Regions from separate parts of the Mus musculus genome. Here all the other regions are linked to region 3. Evidence: chromatin loops called from intact Hi-C (ENCODE). Cell type or tissue: heart. All regions are shown on one strand. Each heading gives the region's core, and the rest is flanking DNA. Links, peaks and the distances in the headings are about the cores only.

The links. Peaks named below come from ENCODE experiments on the same cell type or tissue, not always from the same donor. Only the 100,000 strongest peaks of a DNase experiment are listed, where the experiment ranks them.
Region 1: it touches region 3 in a loop (3-fold over the local background); 1 of 42 quality-filtered maps calls a loop at or near these places.
Region 2: a loop joins it to region 3, with 2.7 times the contacts of the local background. A loop is called at or near these places in 1 of 42 quality-filtered maps.

The regions. Positions count from the first base shown.
Region 1 is chr7:15,919,241-15,925,299 of GRCm38, reverse strand. Selenow (selenoprotein W) reads left to right here and starts at 2,929. Exons shown (of 6, transcript NM_009156.2): 1 at 2,929-3,048; 2 at 4,827-4,851; 3 at 4,942-4,995; 4 at 5,183-5,257; 5 at 5,354-5,452. The coding sequence starts at 3,020. The coding sequence ends at 5,437. In heart, for the core only: no CTCF peak of the experiment used is centred there; DNase peaks (open chromatin) are centred at 2,699, 2,939 and 4,309; H3K4me3 peaks cover 3,156 bases; H3K27ac peaks cover 2,460 bases.
Region 2 is chr7:15,972,011-15,978,069 of GRCm38, reverse strand. It overlaps Bicra (BRD4 interacting chromatin remodeling complex associated protein), which reads left to right. Exons shown (of 14, transcript NM_001081418.1): 10 at 958-1,019; 11 at 2,257-2,405; 12 at 2,610-2,704; 13 at 2,885-2,987; 14 at 5,181-6,059. Among named protein-coding and RNA genes, the nearest start is that of Gm38948, 5.3 kb to the left of the region's middle. In heart, for the core only: CTCF peaks have their summits at 2,954, 3,159 (motif pointing right) and 4,585 (motif pointing right); DNase peaks (open chromatin) are centred at 1,969, 2,389, 3,109, 5,429 and 1 weaker place.
Region 3 is chr7:16,094,253-16,100,311 of GRCm38, reverse strand. It overlaps Zfp541 (zinc finger protein 541), which reads right to left. Exons shown (of 16, transcript NM_001099277.2): 14 at 5,030-5,170; 15 at 4,711-4,892; 16 at 3,978-4,621. The coding sequence ends at 4,453. It overlaps Napa (N-ethylmaleimide sensitive fusion protein attachment protein alpha), which reads right to left and starts at 1,732. Exons shown (of 11, transcript NM_025898.4): 1 at 1,538-1,732. The coding sequence starts at 1,635. In heart, for the core only: a CTCF peak has its summit at 2,220; DNase peaks (open chromatin) are centred at 1,781 and 1,911; H3K4me3 peaks cover 2,297 bases; H3K27ac peaks cover 2,083 bases; H3K27me3 peaks cover 824 bases.

The DNA.
Region 1 (6,059 bases), core at 321-5,320, 180 kb after region 3:
CAGTGCTCTTAACCATTGAGCCATCTTTCTAGTCTTCAAGGATGATTTATTACAACTTAAAAGTGGAACAATTAGGTCGCACAAACTGGAAATCGAAGGAGCTGCTCTGAGGAGGAAGATAGAGGAGAGAAAGAGAAGCTAGGGCTTTAGAGATGGCTCAGTGGTTAAGCATACTGAGTGCTTGATCCTAAGTTCAATTCCCAACACCCACTGGTGGCTCGTGACCCCAGAGAAGAATTCAACGCTGTCACAGCTTGCTAGCAATCCAGGCGTGGTGAACATCCATAGTGCAAGTGCCACAGATCTCATACTGAGCATCGATAATGCAGGCTTGAATTTAAACCTCTCACAGAGTACACTAGATACACACTAGAGACTCCTTGTATTTTGGAAGCAAGAAGAGTGGAATCTGATTCCTTTTTCTAGAGTGCATGAAAACAGAACATTCAATAACATAAAATAAATACATCTTTTAAGAAAAGAGAGAAAGCTTCGCTTTCTGTAAGCAGACAGGCAGTTACTTTTTAAGGGTGTGTGTGTGTGTGTGTGTGTGTGTGTGGTTCCTAGTGTGTTTCAGGTGTGTTGTGTGCTTGGAGTTCATGTGCTTGGGAGTTCATGTGCACAAAGTGTGTGCAGTGAGTACTCTCAGAGGTCAGACAAGTGCATCAAAGTCCTTGGAACTAGAGTTGCAGAGGCTTGTGAGCTGTAACGTGGGGGCTGCAAACTGAACCTAGATTCTCTACAAAAGTAGCCAGTACTCTTCACCACTGCGCCATCTGTTTAGCCTGTGCGTAATTCACCTACAAGCCGAGTAGCTCCAGCCGTGGCCAGTGACCACCAGAAGTGACCCCAGAGCTGTGGGGTCAGTTTTCTTTTCAATCCTCAATGTAAGCCAGCTCTGCAGCTACCTGATCTCAGATTTCTGCCCACCAGGAGCACGAGATGAGGTGTGTCTGCAGTGTAAGCCACTGGGGTTAGGGCACTTTGTAAGGGCAAATAAACTGGTACAACTTGTGTCGAACACAAAGCAGACTTTTTCCAGAAAGAATTGTTTTTCCTCCATGGTTGCAGCTGATTCTTGGAGGAAAAGCAGGACTCGGGGTGAGAGGGCTAAATCAGCATGTGTGAAGGCCCTGAGACAAGAATGTGGCTAAGGTCCCAGTGGTCCCTGTCACTGGGGTGTTGGGAGAAAGGGTCAGAGGGGCCATCCATGCTAAGGTTTGGGATTTTGTTCCAAGGGTGTTGGGAACCACAGGAAAACTCGGGACTGTGGAACATTTATTCTTGACCCTTGACTCAGTCTCTGTTCCTGGTTCTTCCAGACTGACTCTTTATTCCTTTTCAGACTGTGGTCACAGGTCCTCCGTCTCGAGACAGAGAGGCTGCGACACTGAATTTAGCCTGTTGGAGATGCCCAACGAGGACACAGAAGGTTCCTGGTTATCTTCACTGAGTTCTCCCCACCACACACAGCAGATTCTGGCTCTCATTCTTTCCAGGAGTCCAAGTGCATGAACAAGCATCCTTTTAGGGAAATACAGTTTTCTTACTGCTTTTAGGCCTCTGAATCCTCAGTTGCCAACGCACTCCTATGAAGTCAAATGGGGAGTGAATGATTCAAATTTCATTTTTCTGTGGGTAGAATCACAGCCCATCATCTGTGTGCAGGGTAGGGTACTGATGGGGAACCAGAGGGCTAGGTGGGAAAATTTCCTTATTTGGTCCCTAGTTAACCATTGGCGGGGATAGCCGGTTGAAGTCAATTAAAGAAGTCAGGTGACAGATAAACATCTCTGCTGGTGAGCCATCCTTGGTGGTGGTGGTGGTGGTGGTGGGAAAGTAGAGAGAGGGGAGGGAGGGGGTGGGCATGCCATTGCCGTTTGTTCATAGGGTGTGGAGGATAAGAAACTAGAGAGCAAAAAAATTCTGTGGGAATGACTATCTCCTGTTATCTGTCCAGCTTTCAAGGAGGAGAAAGTGAGGCTCAGGAATCCTAAACTCAAATATTTTGTCCACTTTTACCTTTTTCTCCCCCTTGAGACGGTCTCTCATGTCTGTCCTGGAACGCTCTACGTAGGCTAGACTGGCTTCGAACCCACAGAGATTTCTTGACTGCTGGCATTAAAGGCAACGCCTGGATTTTTTGTTTCGAGACAACTGCTCATGTAGCCCAGACTAGCGTCAAACTCCCTGTGTAGCAAGGATAACCTTGAACTCAGTCCTTCAGTTTCTTCTTCCCAAATGCTGGGATTACAGGCTTGTACCACAGCCCCCAGATAACAGTGTGCTAGGGACCCAAACTAGGGCTTTATACATGGTAGGCAAGTTCTCTACCAACTGCGCTACAGTCCAAGCCCCATTCCAGGACTTTCTATATATCCTTCTGCTGGAAGGCAGCTGGAAGGGAGCGGGAAGGCGCAAAAAGAGGGGTTGCATGGTTTTGGGGGTGCGCAGGGGGTCTGTCGGTGGTGAGACAGCTGGACCTAAAGCGCACACTGGGACTCCTAGTTTCAGTTTTCCAGACCTAAGGTTCATTTAGTCTGGTCCAGTTAGCGCTGGGGAGGAGGGATCCATCCCAATTGCCTGTCTCCCAATGCGTCGATTTCCCTGCCCTGCCCCTCTCAGCCACTCTGTAACTGAACTTCAGTCTCAACCAATTCTCTGCCTCGAGCCACCGCCCTGAGGACTGAACCATTATGGCATAGAGAAGGGACGGCGAGGGGCTCTCAGGTTACTGGTCCCAGAGACGCTGTCTATGGAGACAACCCCAGATATCAAGAGAACCCCAGATATCAAGATATCATGGAGTCTTGCGTTGAGGTTCGCGCCCCTGGCCACAGACCCCGCCGTGCTCCGGAACCTCGGTCCTCCCGTAGCTCTGCCCACTCTCCACCCCCGCACTTGGTTTGCTCTGACTCGTGAGGCAGTCGGCTGTGCGCACGGCCCCACGCTCAGAGCTTGAGGTCCTTGTTGCTTGTGGGTCGGGTCCTCGTGTTGTGCGGGGATGCGACGTGCAGCTATGGCGCTCGCCGTTCGAGTCGTGTATTGGTAAGTCCGGGTGACTGCAGTTCCCCCTTTTCCTGCTCCCGGCTCGTTGTGCCCTTTCTCTGCTCCCCAACCTTTGTGCCAGGAGACCCTCTCCCACCCTTTTCTTTGCCCCTCCCCCTATCTACCAGGGTCTGGTAACCGAGTACGATGACTGTATTTCAGACCCAAAGGGAGGGATTTCCAAGCGGGTGGGATGGAGGTAACAGAGACTTGAGCCCGATCCCTGGCATCTGACATCTGAGTGACATCTCACCAGTGAAAATGGAAACTGATACTTGGGGCCACTTTGAACACGTGACTCAGCGCTGAGGGGAGGGGAAGGGTAGCATCGGGTTTCTCTGGGGACCTTTCCTTCCCGACAGGCTGTTTCCCTTCCCCCTCACTGAGCGGCATGAGTTAGAGAATACAAGGTGTGGTGTAGTTGGGGGTTTACTCATAAGCGCTGTTGGGAGGTCTGGGGATGTCCCGTACCTGGATTGTAGTGTGAGTTAACAGTGGTCGCACCTCCCAGTGTGTACATGAAAAGGGCGAACTGAGTCACGGAGTGGTGGTGTTGATGCACACTTTTAATCCCAGCATTCGGAAGTAGAGGCAGGTAGATAGTTCCAGGCCAGCTAAGCTGCTTGTTAGAGGCAACCGGGGTGATGTAGTAAGACCCTGTGCCCCGAAAAGAAAAAGTAATATAGGATAGATTGTAGGGTGAGGGTGTAGCTCAGTGGTAGAGTGTTTGCATGAGATGCACCAGATCCTGGGTTCGGTTCCCAGCAATACAAATAACAAAACAAAAAACTCTTACTGGTTTCTGATCAGTGAGTGCCGGTGCTGTTAACCCCAGTTCTTTTCTGGCCTCAGTTTCCCCTTCTGTAGTGTGAAGGAGGTGATGATGTTGGTTAGTTACCTGCCAGCGCTATTAATTGTGCCCCTGCTAGAGGCAGGCGTAGAAAGACCAGCCATTTTCTCTTGATGACTTTTTCCTCCATCTGCATCTGATAATCAGCTGGCTTGCAGTAAGTGATTGAAAAGTGCTTGCTGAATGGATTCTGCACCCCTGAAGTCCATTGAGGGGCTCTCCAGCCATTCTGTCTCCATCTTACAGGGGAGGAAACTGAGGCTGGAAATGAGGCAGGGCCAGCCTGAGGTCCTACTACCGATAACCCTGTAACTTGAATCTGGGGTCCGTGGTCCACCTAGCTGGGTGTGGCCTCCTCCCTCCCAACCCCCTTGAGGGGTCTGATCAGGCCCTAGTTATCAGGATGTCTTTCAACAGCCTGCTTTGATAAATTGAGGCTCCCATGAGGCCACTGCACCAGATTCCAGGCCCAAAATGGCCTGAGGTAGGGGACATGGGGTTGGGGAGCTTATGTTTTGTACTGGGTGCTGGAGAGAGCTTGGATTCCTGAGTGACAGCCAGGCGGGGGAGGGAGTGGGTGGGTGAGATTCTACTGAGGCAGCATTTGTCCTAATTTACTTCCCTGCTTCCCTCCCCATTGGCATCTCTATGTGGAACCTGTGATCTCTTTGCCATCCCGCCTCTCCATCTTGGCTCTTTTGTTTGGGGTGGGCTTTCTATGTATCTTCGCACTGTCGCACACATCTCTCTGTGTGATGAGCACATCTTCCCCTCTTTTGAGGGTCTTTGTTACCTCTGCGTTCTCATCTGGATCTCTGTCTCTCTTTACCTTCATCGCACTGCTATTGCCTGCCTCCCTTGGGTACCTGTCCTGCCTTGGATCCATGCTGTCTTGGTGGGCTGCGACAACCCTGGATTCACCTGACAGTGGAGCTTGAGGCTATAAGCCCAAGGTGAGTGAAGTAGGTCAGGGTGGGTAGGGTAGGGGGGTTTGCTGGGCCTGGCTGTGATAACCCCACCCCCACCCTGTACCCTGTCTCCAGTACCTCCAGCTCAAGGAGAAGCTAGAACATGAGTTCCCCGGATGCCTGGACATTGTGAGTCTTAGAATGGGCATAGGATCATGACGTGCCTTGTTTGTCCCTTGGGACTGGGAGGCAGTGGGAATGGGTTAGGCCAATCCTCTCTATCCTTTTGCCCTATGTTCTTCACTCCCTGGGATGTGATGGAGAAAGTATCCCAGAGAGGTCATCTTAGCCCCGTCTTAATGCCTTATTTTCTCAGTGTGGCGAGGGGACTCCCCAGGTCACCGGGTTCTTTGAAGTGACAGTAGCCGGGAAGTTGGTCCACTCCAAGAAGGTAAATCCGAGTCCTGCCTCGTGGGGGTTGGGTGGGGTGTCAGTGTGGGTTGGTCGGTGTGTGGAGATTAGTTCAACTCTCTTCTCTGCCCCTCAGAGAGGTGATGGCTATGTGGATACAGAGAGCAAGTTCCGGAAACTGGTGACCGCCATCAAAGCTGCCTTGGCTCAGTGCCAGTGAGCCCTAGAGGCAGGGGTAAGGGAGACTGTTTGGGGGGGGGAGGGTGCCACCTTGCGGTGTCGTATCTTTCCCTGTGTATGGACTCTCTGAGTGGAGAGTGGGAGATGGCCACATCCCAGGGGTCCCTGGAGCCAGGAGGGTTGGGTGTGATACTTGGTAGGTTGCAGAGTGGTACTGGGGAGGGGATGGGGACAGGGGTGGGGGTGGGGGCAGGGGCTTGCCTTAAGTGCCCTTCTTGATTCAGGAATGGAGGATGCTAAGGGAAGTTGGGCTTGGGTTGAGGACATTGCTCCGTCGGTAGAGTGCTCACCTACCATGCGGGAAGCTCAGACTTCCGACGCCAACACATAGAGTAATGCAGGGGTAAAGTGACTTCCACCTATAATCTTAGCACCAGGGGAGGGATTGAGTGAGCATCTCTAAGGCTGAAGCAGAAGGATTGCCACGAGTTAGAAGCCAACCAACCCGGACCTCAGGAGACCGTGTCTGAACAAAACAAAACAAAACAAAACAAAACAGTGAGGCTGGAGAGTTGTCTCGGTGGTCAAGAGCACTGGCTGCTCTTGCGGAGGATGTGGGGTCAGTTCCTGGTATTGATAAGGTGGTTCCTAGTTATCTATAA
Region 2 (6,059 bases), core at 670-5,669, 120 kb after region 3:
TTACTTGTTAATAGCCTTCTCCCACAGCCTAGGCAACATGTCCCAAGCAGATTTGTTTTCTTGTATCCTCCATCCCTCCCTTCCTCTCTTCCCTCATTTTTAAAATTTCCTTTCTTTCCTCCCTCTCTGTTTGAGGCAAGCAAACCAGACTGGCCTTGAACTCATAGATGTCCATCTGCCGCTTCCGTCCTTGGTTTTTGAGGTGGGGTGGAGTGGTGAAGATATTTCTGAATCTGAGGCTGTCCTTGAACTTCCTACCTGTGCCTCCCAAGTGCTGGGTTTACAGGCTGTCCTGTTTGCTATCGTTAGCTATGATAATAAGACTGTAGCCAGCCAGATGGTGGTTGCACGCCTTTAATCCCAGCACGGGGGAGGCAGAGGCAGACGGATCTCTGAGTTTGAGGCCAGTCTGGTCTACAGAGTGGAGTTCCAGGACAGCCAAGGCTACACAGAGAAACCCTGTCTCAACAACAACAAAAGATTGTAACCTGTAAAAGCTTAGGGGAGGAAAGGGTTTATTTAGCTTACACTTGCAGTCTGTCAGTGAGGGGAGCCAGGGCAGGAACTGAAGCAGAGACCATTGAGGAGTGCTGCTCCCTGGCTTGCTCCTCCACTGCCTCAAAGCTTAGGACCACCTTGTCTAGGAGTGGTGCTGCCCACAAAAAGCTGGGCCCTCAATTAATCAAGATAATCCCCGAGAGGCCAGACATCAGTTAAGGCTTCTCTTGGGTAACGCTAGGCAATGTGAAGTTGACAGTTAAGGCTAACCAGGATGCAGTCGTATGATACCACACCTGGCATTCCCACCAGGTTTCTCTTGATGGACAGGGATGTGCTGTAGCTGGGGCCACCTTCCTTTACCATCTATGTCCTTGGCTAGAGGGAGGACGTAGGTTGAGGAGGCAAAGAGGGCTTCTTCCTAGCAACAGCTGTCACTGACCTTTCCTCCTTCCACAGTATGACAGCAAGTTGTGTAGCTTGAAGAAACAGCCCCTACTGCAACCCAGCAAAGAAGCCTGGTGAGTGACAGCTAACTGCTGCCCCGAGATGTGCCTCATCCCCACTGCTCCACAAAGTATTGGTTCCACTCTCCATAGCTGTGCATGGATTCCCTCTCGATCACAGTTTCCCTTCTGCCAAGGGAAAGATAGATTGAGGCCAATAGGGGATATTGGCAGGCTGCCGACTGCAAGCCCCCGGGGTTCCATCTCCAGTTTGATGTCAGGGTCACTGTTTCTTCAGCTTGTCAGGTGTGGTGGGGATGAGCCAGGTAGAAAGTAAGTGTGTGAATAGATTCCGGGCATGTCCAGGCAGGCGCGTGAGTTAAGTGCACACAAGTCTGAAGGCCAGGGAGGATGAATAAGGATGTTTTAAGGGCCTTAGTACATTGAATAGACGGCGAGATGGCTGCCTGTTGGGTGAGGGCAGGCCTATGAGCTGTTTTGGAGGAATAAACGGTGTTTCCTTGTTTTTCACGTTTGCTAAGCGCTCACTGTGTGGTTCTGAGACCACAGCAAAAAGCAGTATCAGGAAATCTGCCCCATGGTGCCAGAGGGCTGGTCTTCTAGGCTTGTGTGATGAGAACGTGGTCATGTGATAGGGAAACCGAGCCTACTGTAGTAGGGATTCATGGAAAACCACAGTGAGGGCTAGAGAGATGATGGCTCAGCGGTTAAGAGCACTCACTGCTCTTCCAAAGGTCCTGAGTTTAATTCCCAGCAACCACATGGTGGCTCACAACCATCTATAATAGGATCCGATGCCTTTTTCTGGTGTGTCTGAAGACAGCTACAATGCACTCATATAAATAAAAATAGTAATAAATAAATCTTAAAAAAAAAAAAGAAGAAAGAAAGAAAAAAGAAAACCACCATGAAAATGAGTAGGCTCTTACATCCTAACCCTATCCCTATCCCTACACTTTCTTAGGCTAGAGGCCGTGGAGAGGTCATGCCCCCTGGTGGCAGGAGGTAGAATAGCATGGTTCCCACCTCACTCCCAACCCCTCCCTTTCTCCTTTGGATCCTCTAAGCCAGAATGATGTCCCCTCACTTTCCTAGGCTTCTCTTTCCCTTTTTGTTACCTGTTAACTTTGGTCCAAAGTCAGGGAAGCCATGAGACAAGTGGAACTCGGGGTGCGAGGTTGGCGCTGCTTGCCTTTGCAGTGTTAAGTGTGTAGCTCGCGGCTGAGGTCCAGGATCAGTTTCCCTGGCCCTCTCCCCCAACTCTGTATGTGTGGTCTAACCCCACCCACAGCTTCCTGGAGCATCTGCACAAACACCAGGGCTCTGTCCTGCACCCCGATTACAAGACAGCCTTCCCCTCCTTTGAGGACGCCCTCCATCGCCTCCTGCCCTACCATGTCTACCAAGGCGCCCTCCCCTCCCCCAACGACTACCATAAAGGTGAGGCTCCCCCACTGCTCTCCCCCTATGTCCCCAAGTGCCCTCAGCTCAGCCACCAGCCCTCAGTATTCAGGCCACGGAGCGTGGAGTGGGTGGAGCATTGCGTGCTTGCCCGCAGTTGGCCACAAGTGCCCTGTGTCACCTACTCATCCTCACCCCCACTCCAACCCCAACCCCCCCCCCCCCCGGCTTTTCTTCCTCCAGTGGATGAAGAATTTGAGACTGTCTCTACGCAGCTGCTCAAACGCACCCAGGCCATGCTCAATAAATATCGGCTTTTGCTTCTGGAAGAGTCCAGGGTAGGATTCTCAAGCTCTGGGGTCTCCCCCTGCTGTGAACTGTTTTTGTGGGGGCTGGGGGGTGTTCTCTTAGCTGGGAGGGAAGATGGAAAGGAGGCAGTTGTTCTGAGCCTGACCACATCCTGCCAGGATCCTCTCTTCCCCCATTTGCTTTTTCATATGTCCTTTCTATCAACCCAGAGAGTCAGTCCTTCTGCGGAGATGGTTATGATCGACCGAATGTTCATTCAGGAGGAGAAGACCACCCTTGCCTTGGATAAGCAGCTTGCCAAGGAGAAGCCTGGTGAGAGGGGAGGGGAGGGTGAAACATCCTCTACCTACCTGCTGCTAAGATTTCCAGCAAGCAGCCTGGCATGCTGCACGGGGGAGGCAGAAGCACAATAATCTCTGAGAGTTTGAGTCCAGCCTGGTCTACAAAAACACGAGGGCTTTGTTGAGTGGCTTTACCTTTCCTCGCCACCAGGGGGCGTGAGAGCCCCTCCTTCCTCCTTTGCTCCCTGTGAGTTTCACCCTGCCTCATTCTAAAATGAAGAGCTTTTCCGCCAGCCCCAGCCTGATGGAAGAGTGAGAGAGAAGCAGGGCTGAGGCACAAAAAAGGTCTCTGCCACACCTACTCTGTGCCCAGTCTTTTTTTTTTTTTTTTTTTTGGTTTTTCGAGACAGGGTTTCTTTGTTTAGCCCTGGCTGTCCTGGGCTAAACTTTGTAGACCAGGTGCTTCTACCAGTCTTAAGAATGAGCCTTAACCCTTGCAAGCCTTACCCTTGGTTCAAGGAAAGCATGCAGTCACACCCCAGACCCTGGCTTTTTCAAAGACCCCGTAAGCTTTCTACATTCAGCTCCAAGTACCATTATTCTCTTTAAACAACAACGACAACACCGGCAGCATTCATCTTCCCCCTTCCCCAGCCCTGGCCTTCTCGGGTACTCACAGGAATCAGGACACTAGTGTGTAATCTTTCTGAATCCTTCGGGGTATATTCTAGAGCTTTCTGTCATTAGGAAGGTGATGTGTCTTCTGAGTATACCTAGTGACTCTACACAGGACCCTGTGTTCATGCGCAAGAATTTCTGTAACAAGTCTGATAGGCAACATGGGAATGAGTCAAACAACCTACCAGGGGTTATACGCATGCCTTACAGGGAGCACAAGCCTAGCACATCAGAAAACAAGGACGTAACCTGGGAATACTTGTTTTTGAGGCGCTAGTGTTTAAACTCAAGATAGGCTATGGCTGTATTGTGGAGCCACGCCCCCAGCCCCTCACTGGAGGATTCTAGGCAGAGGCTCTACCACTGAGCCACGCCCCCAGCCCCTCACTGGAGGATTCTAGGCAAGGGTCTACCACTGAGCCACACTCTAATACTGTTTTGTTTTAGACTTCATTTTTCTAAAACCAGGATCTCACTAAGTGCCAGGCCGGCTTCTGTACTGCAGATCCTCCCTGTCTGTCTTCTGAGAAGCCAGGATGGCAGATGTAGACCACTACACCCGGCTTGGGACTGCACTTTTTTAAAATAAAATATTTATTTATTGTATTTATGAGTACACTGTAGCTGTCTTCAGACGCACCAGAAGAGGGCATCAGATCCCATTACAGATGGTTGTGAGCCACCTGGGAATTGAACTCTGGATGTTGAAAAAGCAGTCAGTGCTTAGAGGTTAAGAGCATCTCTCTAGCCCCATAAGGACGTACTTTTTGTTTTAACTTTTTTTTTTTTTTAGATTTATTTTACTTATTTTATGTTTCTGAGTACACTGTAGCTATACTGATGGTTGTGAGCCATCATGTGGTTGCTGGGAATAAAGGTTGCTCGCTTTGTTTGACCCCACTCACTCTGGTCCTAGACACTCTGGCCTAAAGATGTATTTATTATTATATGTAAGTACACTGTAGCTGTCTTCAGATGCACCAGAAGAGGGCGTCAGATCTCATTACAGGTGGTTGTGAGCTACCCTGTGTTTGCTGGGATTTGAACTCGGGCTTTTCAGAAGATCAGTCAGTGCTCTTTTAACCGCTGAGCACTCTCTCCAGCCCTGTTTTAAATTCTTATTGTTCATTTCACACACATGTAACCTTGGTTGAGCCGTGAAGCTTTAGGGGGTGGTTCGGGGGCTGTTCGTAAAGGGAGCCTGCAGAGTGAGTGGCCCGAGAATCAGCTCAGTCCAGACCTTCCTAATGCAGCCACCCTTTAATACAGTTCCTGACACCCAACCATAAAATTATTTTCATTGCTAGCTACTTCATAGCTGTAACTTTGCTACTGTTATGTATTGTAATGTAAATGCCTGATATGCATGATATTTGATGTACAACCCCTATGAAAGGGTTGTTCAAACCCCACAGGAATTGCCAGTCACAGGTTGAGAACCACTGGTCTAGACTCAGTCTGGACCAGAAGATAAGATGGTCAGTGTACAAGTACCTCCGTCATCTTAGATAACGACCCCATGGTTTCTTTTGTCCCAACTCTACAGATGAGTACGTGTCTTCCTCCCGCTCCCTTGGCTTCCCTGTCCCAGTGTCTTCCGAGGGCCACCGGCTCCCCAGCCATGGCCAGTCGTCTTCATCCTCCACATCTGGAACGTCTGCCCAGCCCCCTCCTCATCTGCCCACCAAGCTAGTGATCCGGCACGGTGGGGCCGGCGGCTCTCCCTCAGTGACCTGGGCCCGGGCATCCTCCTCCTTGTCATCCACTTCCTCATCCTCCTCCTCATCCTCTGCTGCCTCATCCCTGGACGCAGATGAGGACGGCCCCATGCCCACCCGTAACCGGCCACCCATCAAGACCTATGAGGCCCGGAGCCGCATTGGTCTCAAACTCAAGATCAAACAAGAGGCGGGGCTCAGCAAGGTGGTGCACAACACTGCACTGGATCCTGTGCATCAGCCCTTGCCGGCTCCAACCCCAGCGAAAGGGGCGGAGCCTCCGCCACACCCAGCTCCGCCCCCACTCCCTCCTGCTACCCAGGCGCAGATGAATGGCACTCTGGACCATCCCCCACCCGCAGTACGCAAACCCACGGTGCCTGCGTCCTGCCCACGTCTACCACTACGCAAGACCTACCGAGAAAACATGGGCAATCCTGGTGCCGCCGAGGGTGCACAGGGACGGCCGCGGGGTGCGGGCAGCCCCACCCCACTGCCCACCAAGGTAGACGAAGCCACCAGTGGGCTGATCCGGGAGCTGGCAGCGGTGGAGGATGAACTATATCAGCGGGTTCTGAAGGGCGGCCCACCACCCCCGGAGACTCCAGCCTCCGCTACCAGCCAGGGCCCCACTGAACCCAGTTGGGAAGCACCCGTGCTACCCCCAGCCAAACGACGCAAGTCTGAGTCCCCGGACGTGGACCAGG
Region 3 (6,059 bases), core at 303-5,302:
TCCCAGCTTCACTCCTCACCAAAAGCCTCCCTCAAGTTCTCAAAGTTTCTTTTCAGCTCAAGAACTTTAAGTGCATGATACAAACGTATACCTTATACCAGAAAGCTCTGCTCTACCAGTGGCTGGGAAGTGGTAAACAGGTGGACACACAGCTGCTCCCCTGGGAGCAGCCCAACTCTACACTTATCTCTCTGGGCCAAAGAGATCAGACACTGAGCCATCAGGAAAACTACTGCTGAAAACTGAGCGGGAGGCACCGCCCCAACACCACGCCTAACCTGAACTTCTTCCCTTGTGAAGACTGAAGAAACACACACACACACACACACACACACACACACACTCACACTCTCTCTAATGAAACATTCTCATCTAACTGACATAGCCTGTCATTAACCAGATGTCTGTGCAGCAGGTATAAACATTTTTCAAGTTCCTTTGCTAAACATTATCTGATGGCAAACAACAAGGGATGGCTTCATCCTCTCCCTCCCCTTCATGTCTTTCTGTCCTCACCCAGCTTATAACAGTCTCTCCCAGAGCTTTCCCCAACTTCCTGGTTGTCTTCTGTATCCTTCCATCCTTGCTTTGGAGGCTTCTGATTTTGTGTCCTACCCCTGCACAGCTCTTCCTCAACACCTGCCTGGACCTTTCCCCAGTGTTCCTCTCTGCCTGTTCCTTCAAGAGCTTTGCCTGCTGCCATGTAGTGTCGTCTCCCCCTACCCCCTCCTATATCCCAAGGCTCTGGCCCTCTCCCCAGACCCCTCAAGCACTCCAATTCCTACCATCTTGGTTTCCCCATCAGCATCTTACACTCTCTGAGTCTGCTTCTTCCTGCCTGATGAGCCTTTCAGAGGGCCAGACTCAATTCTGAGCACAGTACACATAGTTTATACTCATAACAAACTTCTGCAGTTAGTTTTTACCAACAAGCCCTTTCAGAGAGACCTACTCCCTTAAGATAAAGAAACCTCGGAATCGCATCCCAAGCATGGGTTCTGCTGCTCCTAAGTTAATATGGCTGAAGATGGCAAACTTGCATAAACTTTGTGTGAGGTATTTGCCACCTCCTGGGTGTGTTCAGACTCCAGACTTGAGGACCACCTAGTAGGCGGTGGTCCTACCACCCTAATGATTCTCTTGTGTGCCTCATCCTCCCATCACCATTGTCTTGGCTAAAACCAGTGTCACTGTCCATTCATGCTTGTTCCCCAAGCACAAGTCTCCACCTCTCAGTCCAGGCCTCGCCATCAGTCACTCTTAGCAGGGCCCCACTCACCCTCACACCTCGTACTCCGGCTCATCATGCCCAAGGACGCCCCAGCCCGGGTCCCCTCGGTCTGGTGTCCTCACCCCGGCAGCCTGGGCCGCACAGATCCACGGGCACCGGCCTGGGAAAGGCGCGGCCACCAGTCAGCGGGTGTCGTCAGCCATAGGGCCACGGCCAGGGCCTGCAAGGCCGCTGAGGGGCTCCCAAAGTGCAGAGCAGAAGAGCCCGCTCTTCCCCGCCTTGGGCCCAGCCTCGCCCATTGCTCACCCAAAGAGGCCGGAGAAGAAGGACTGCGAGTTCTTCACCTTGCGCTCCGCTTCAGCCAGCAGCGCCATAGCCTCAGCCTGCTTCCCGGAGTTGTCCATGACGTCGCGCAGCTGCTCGGCTCAGGCCCGACACAGCCTGGCGACGACTCACAGGCCCCGGACACCGCGCACTCAGCGGAGCTCCGCCCGCTGCGTTGACGTCACCCAGGCCTGCCACCCCACGTGAACCCTGCGAACCAACCAGTGGGCTCAAGCTGCGAGGCACTCTCCTCCCGGCACGCCCCCTCCGGCTACCGCACTCAGCACCTTGACCCCCCCCCCCCCAACACGTGAGCACACGCCGCTAGCCTCCTGGAACCCCCACAAGCGCATTGCCACGTGACACCAAATAAGCCAATCATAAGCCCGAACCGCCAAGAGCCCACCGCCCCCAAAGCGCGACCTTTGACTCCCTCCAACCAATCAGCAGGCTCTATAGACTTGTTCTGCCACGCCTCGGCGGAACTGGGTCACACTAATCACCTGACCAGTGTCGCGGCGCTCATGTGACGCCTCTAGGTTCATGCTCCAGGTTTGACTGACCCAGCAGTTTAGCTCCGCCTCCTGTTTCGCTTTACGTCATAGTCACTTGGGAAAAAACTGTGCAGTGAAAACGAACCTTCTTACTCCCTCTGGCGATCGTCTCTAGAATTGGCTTGGGGAATCCAGAAGGTCTCCATTTCTAGCTGGATGGCTCAGCTGCTAAAGGCATTTGCTACCAAGTTTAACAACCATATTCCTATTCCTGGGACCCACATAGTAGAAGGTGAGAACTAGCTCCTCCAAATTGTTCTCTAACCTACACACACAATGCCTTTAGGGAGTATCTTGCAGTGCCACACACAGAATGTCACTAGATACTCAGTCCCATGTAAAAAGCTGGGTGTGTCAGCGGGCACCTGTAACAGGAATGGGTGGGTGGGAGACAGGCATATGCCTGGAGCTTGCTGGCCAGCCAGTCTGGCAGAATCAATGAGTTCCAGGGCCAGAGAGAGACCTGGTTTCGAAAACTAAGGTGCAGAACAACTGAAGAAGACTCCTGACATCAACCTCTGGCCTACACACACACACACACACACACACACACACACACACACAGTTAAAAATTAGTGGAAAAGTCTAAATAAAGCATGGACAGTCAGTTATTGACAGTGGTTCAGTATCTGTACTAAATACACTATGCTATAGTAAGAGCAACATCTTACTATAGGACAGAAACTGCTATGTGGGAACTAGCATAGGCTAGTTTTCTGTAAATCTACAGTTATTCTAAAGGTCAGTCCCCAGGGCCCTGCCCACAGTGATTCCAATCCCTATAGTGTGCTGTGGTGCAGGAATCTGTATCTCTTCTTTACTGAACTTCGCTGATTAGCAGGGAACATTTGAGGAAAGTGTTATGTGAGTTGGGTGTTGGGGACAGGAAAAGGCAAAAGACATCTTCCTCTGACCCTTTCCCATTGAACACTTCCCCAAATGTACCTGTGCTCATCATGACTGTACACTGACCTCAGAGCTGGTGAGTCTGGATGGCCACAAGCAGATATGGTTCCACTTCCATTTGCTGCAACGTGTCATCCTTTTGGAGCAATGAGCTATGCAGCAATGGATGACTATATGCCCTCAACCCATAAGGCCAGAACTGCATTTCCACTCATGGAGTTGGGTCACTCAGGGTAGAGCAGTGGAATGAATGCTCACTGCATAGCAATGCTCAGGTCACTGGGAACACCCACCAAGCAAAGTGCATTTCCTAATTTACCAGCTACACACATTGGGAAAAAATGTTCAAGTAGGAAGGAAGACAGCCATTCTGGTTCTGGGGCTGCCTTGTACCCCTCATTTCCCTCAAACAGGATGTCTCAACAGCTCCAAAATCAATTTCCTCCCTGCCTTTAAGCTTTAGCTGAGATGTTGAGACCTTCTGTGTAGTGCTGGGATCGGGCCCTGGGTACAGGAGTTGAGGCATGGCTCTTGCAGGCTGGGGTTGGTATAGATGTCCCTGACCTTACATAGGCTGCAGCAAAGGCACCATTCTGCCTGCTGTTACGGTCTTCCTCCTTCATTTCAGGTTGAGCAGCTACATCCACACATGCATTTCTGGCTTTAGTCTAACCAACCCAACCCTTCCCATTTTCATGGCCAAATCATGCCTACTGTCATTACTTTCTCACGAGTGCACTCATTCACAGCTGCTAGAAGACCCCTCCTAAAATGAAGCTCTTTGATGAAGGGGCTTTCATTGCTGTGTGTGTATATGCCCATCTACAAGAGAAGAGCTGGTGTGTGGTGCTAAAGAGAGCACAGATGACTGTGTGCCCACCTTCTCCCCTCTCTCTGCTCACCTCCTGGTCCCAACTATGGCCCTGAAGCTTCTGCAGAGCACACAGGCTTGGAAGTTGGAGGACAGCTCTTTAAGAACCCAATTTAATAAGATATAAGCAGACACGTAAAAAATACACCTAACAATATACAGTCTTTGCAAGACTAGGGATGGTGGGAATGCAGAGAGGCCCTGCCCAAGGAGGGCCCAGCTCACTGTGTCTCAGGTGTCCTTACTGATTCTTTCTAACCAATGTCAGTCCCATGCCAGCTCAGATCTAAATGCCACTTAGACCAAACCTTCTGCCTCCCAGGGTCCCCTCCAAGTGACTGGGACGGCAAGTAAGCAACTATTAACCAGGAGATAATGGAGCTTCTGATGACCCACATGACTGCAGAGCTACCTGGAGGGCTTCTGCCTGTTCATGTCCAAATGCTAGCAAGGCTGGAAGTGAGAGGACAGAGAGGATAAGAGGGCCCCAAACACTTCTGAGAGGCCCAGGGCACTGGTTCAGAGCTGAATTCCCCTCTCCTTGCAGACCAAATTCTAGCAAGAAGTCACCACTGCAAGGGGCCCATGTCGGCCCCCAGCTCCTCTTCTTCCTCCTCCTCTTCCTCCTTCAGTGGGTAGGGCTTCACAGGCCACTTCACCCTAACGGGTTCCACATGCTCCTGGAGGCGGTGGCGCTTCATGTGGGCATTCCGACTCTTGATCTTGTCGAACACCCTGAGGAGTCAAAGGATGTGGGTCAGAGCCAGAGGAGCTTGGGAAGCAAGTCAGGCCAGAGGGTGAAGGTCCAGAGGGAAGGCTGGTACCTCTCACACTCTCTGCAAGGGAACACGCCCTGGCTCTCCACACTCCCTGGAGGCTCAGGAGTGCGCTTGGGGGCTGCACTTGGGCTGGAGTGAAGGATAGACTCTCTCCTGTAACTCTTGGTCTTTATCTTTAACTCAGGAGTTGGACGGTGGGTAGGTCTCTCTCGAGGGCTGCAAGTCACCTACAGAGAGGGTAAAGATGACCTAAGACACTGGTGTGGGACCATGTCTTCTTCAGGGAAACCTTCCCTTGAGAGCCTCCACCACCCTCTGACTGGACCACAGAAGTACCCAGACCACTTCATCATGCATCTTCTACCTTGTCTTCAGTCCTTTCTACTTCATCCAGCTCTCTTCTGCCCCTCTTCTCCAGCCCAGGAGCTCGGCCACAATCAAACTTAACCATCTTTTTCCAGATGTAGTAGTACTCGACACACTGTGCTACACTTTTAGTCTGGATCTAGTGGGAAGGAAGATACAGAAGCAGGTTGTGGGCAGTACCTCACATGTGAACTCCACCCTGGAAATCCCTTCCCCAACGTCTCTGCCCATGGCTGGGCAAAGGCAGGGATCTTGGTCCTTCTGGGTGGTGAAGGGTCCAAAGTGAAGCCACACAGTAGCCATCAGCACTAAGTCCAGCATGCTTCTTCCCTGTAGGAAGACACATAAAGACCCACAGGTAAGGAGGCTCACTGGGACATTACAGCAGGCAACAGCCAAACTCGGTGAGATTAACACAGAATGCCTTTCCTCTCTGGTGAGCTTCCAGCCACCACAACTAAACATAGCTGAGGAAGCCCTCTAGGGAAAGTAGCCCCATGAGAAGGACAGTTATGAGTGTACACAGCACTCAAGCCCTGTCACTTATTCTTGCAAAAATACGACTCCTGGGCTGAATGTCATACCGCATGTCTCTGGAGGCAAGGCAAAGGCAGCATGATTTCTGAGAGTTCCAGGACAGGCTGGGTACATAGTGAGTTCCAGGCCAGTCAGGGATATAGAGCAACTATTTCTCAACAAACATGATTTTTGGTGGATGTCTTTAATCCCAACACTTTAGGAGGCAAAGGGCAGTGAATCTATATGAGTTCAAGGCCTGTCTGGTATATAAAAAAAGTTCCAGGACAGCTAAGGCTGCACAGAGAAACCCTGTCTTGAAAAACAAAACAAAGCACCAATCAATTAAATAAACAACAAACCAATGACTTCTAGATCCCAGTGTAGTGAGTGACATGGGGCCATAATCCTAGATCTCAGGAGGTTGAGGCAGGAGGACTGAGAGCCTGAGGCCAGCCTGGGCTACACACTGATGCCTTATATCAAGAAAGAAAGAGCCTCTGGATGGTGGT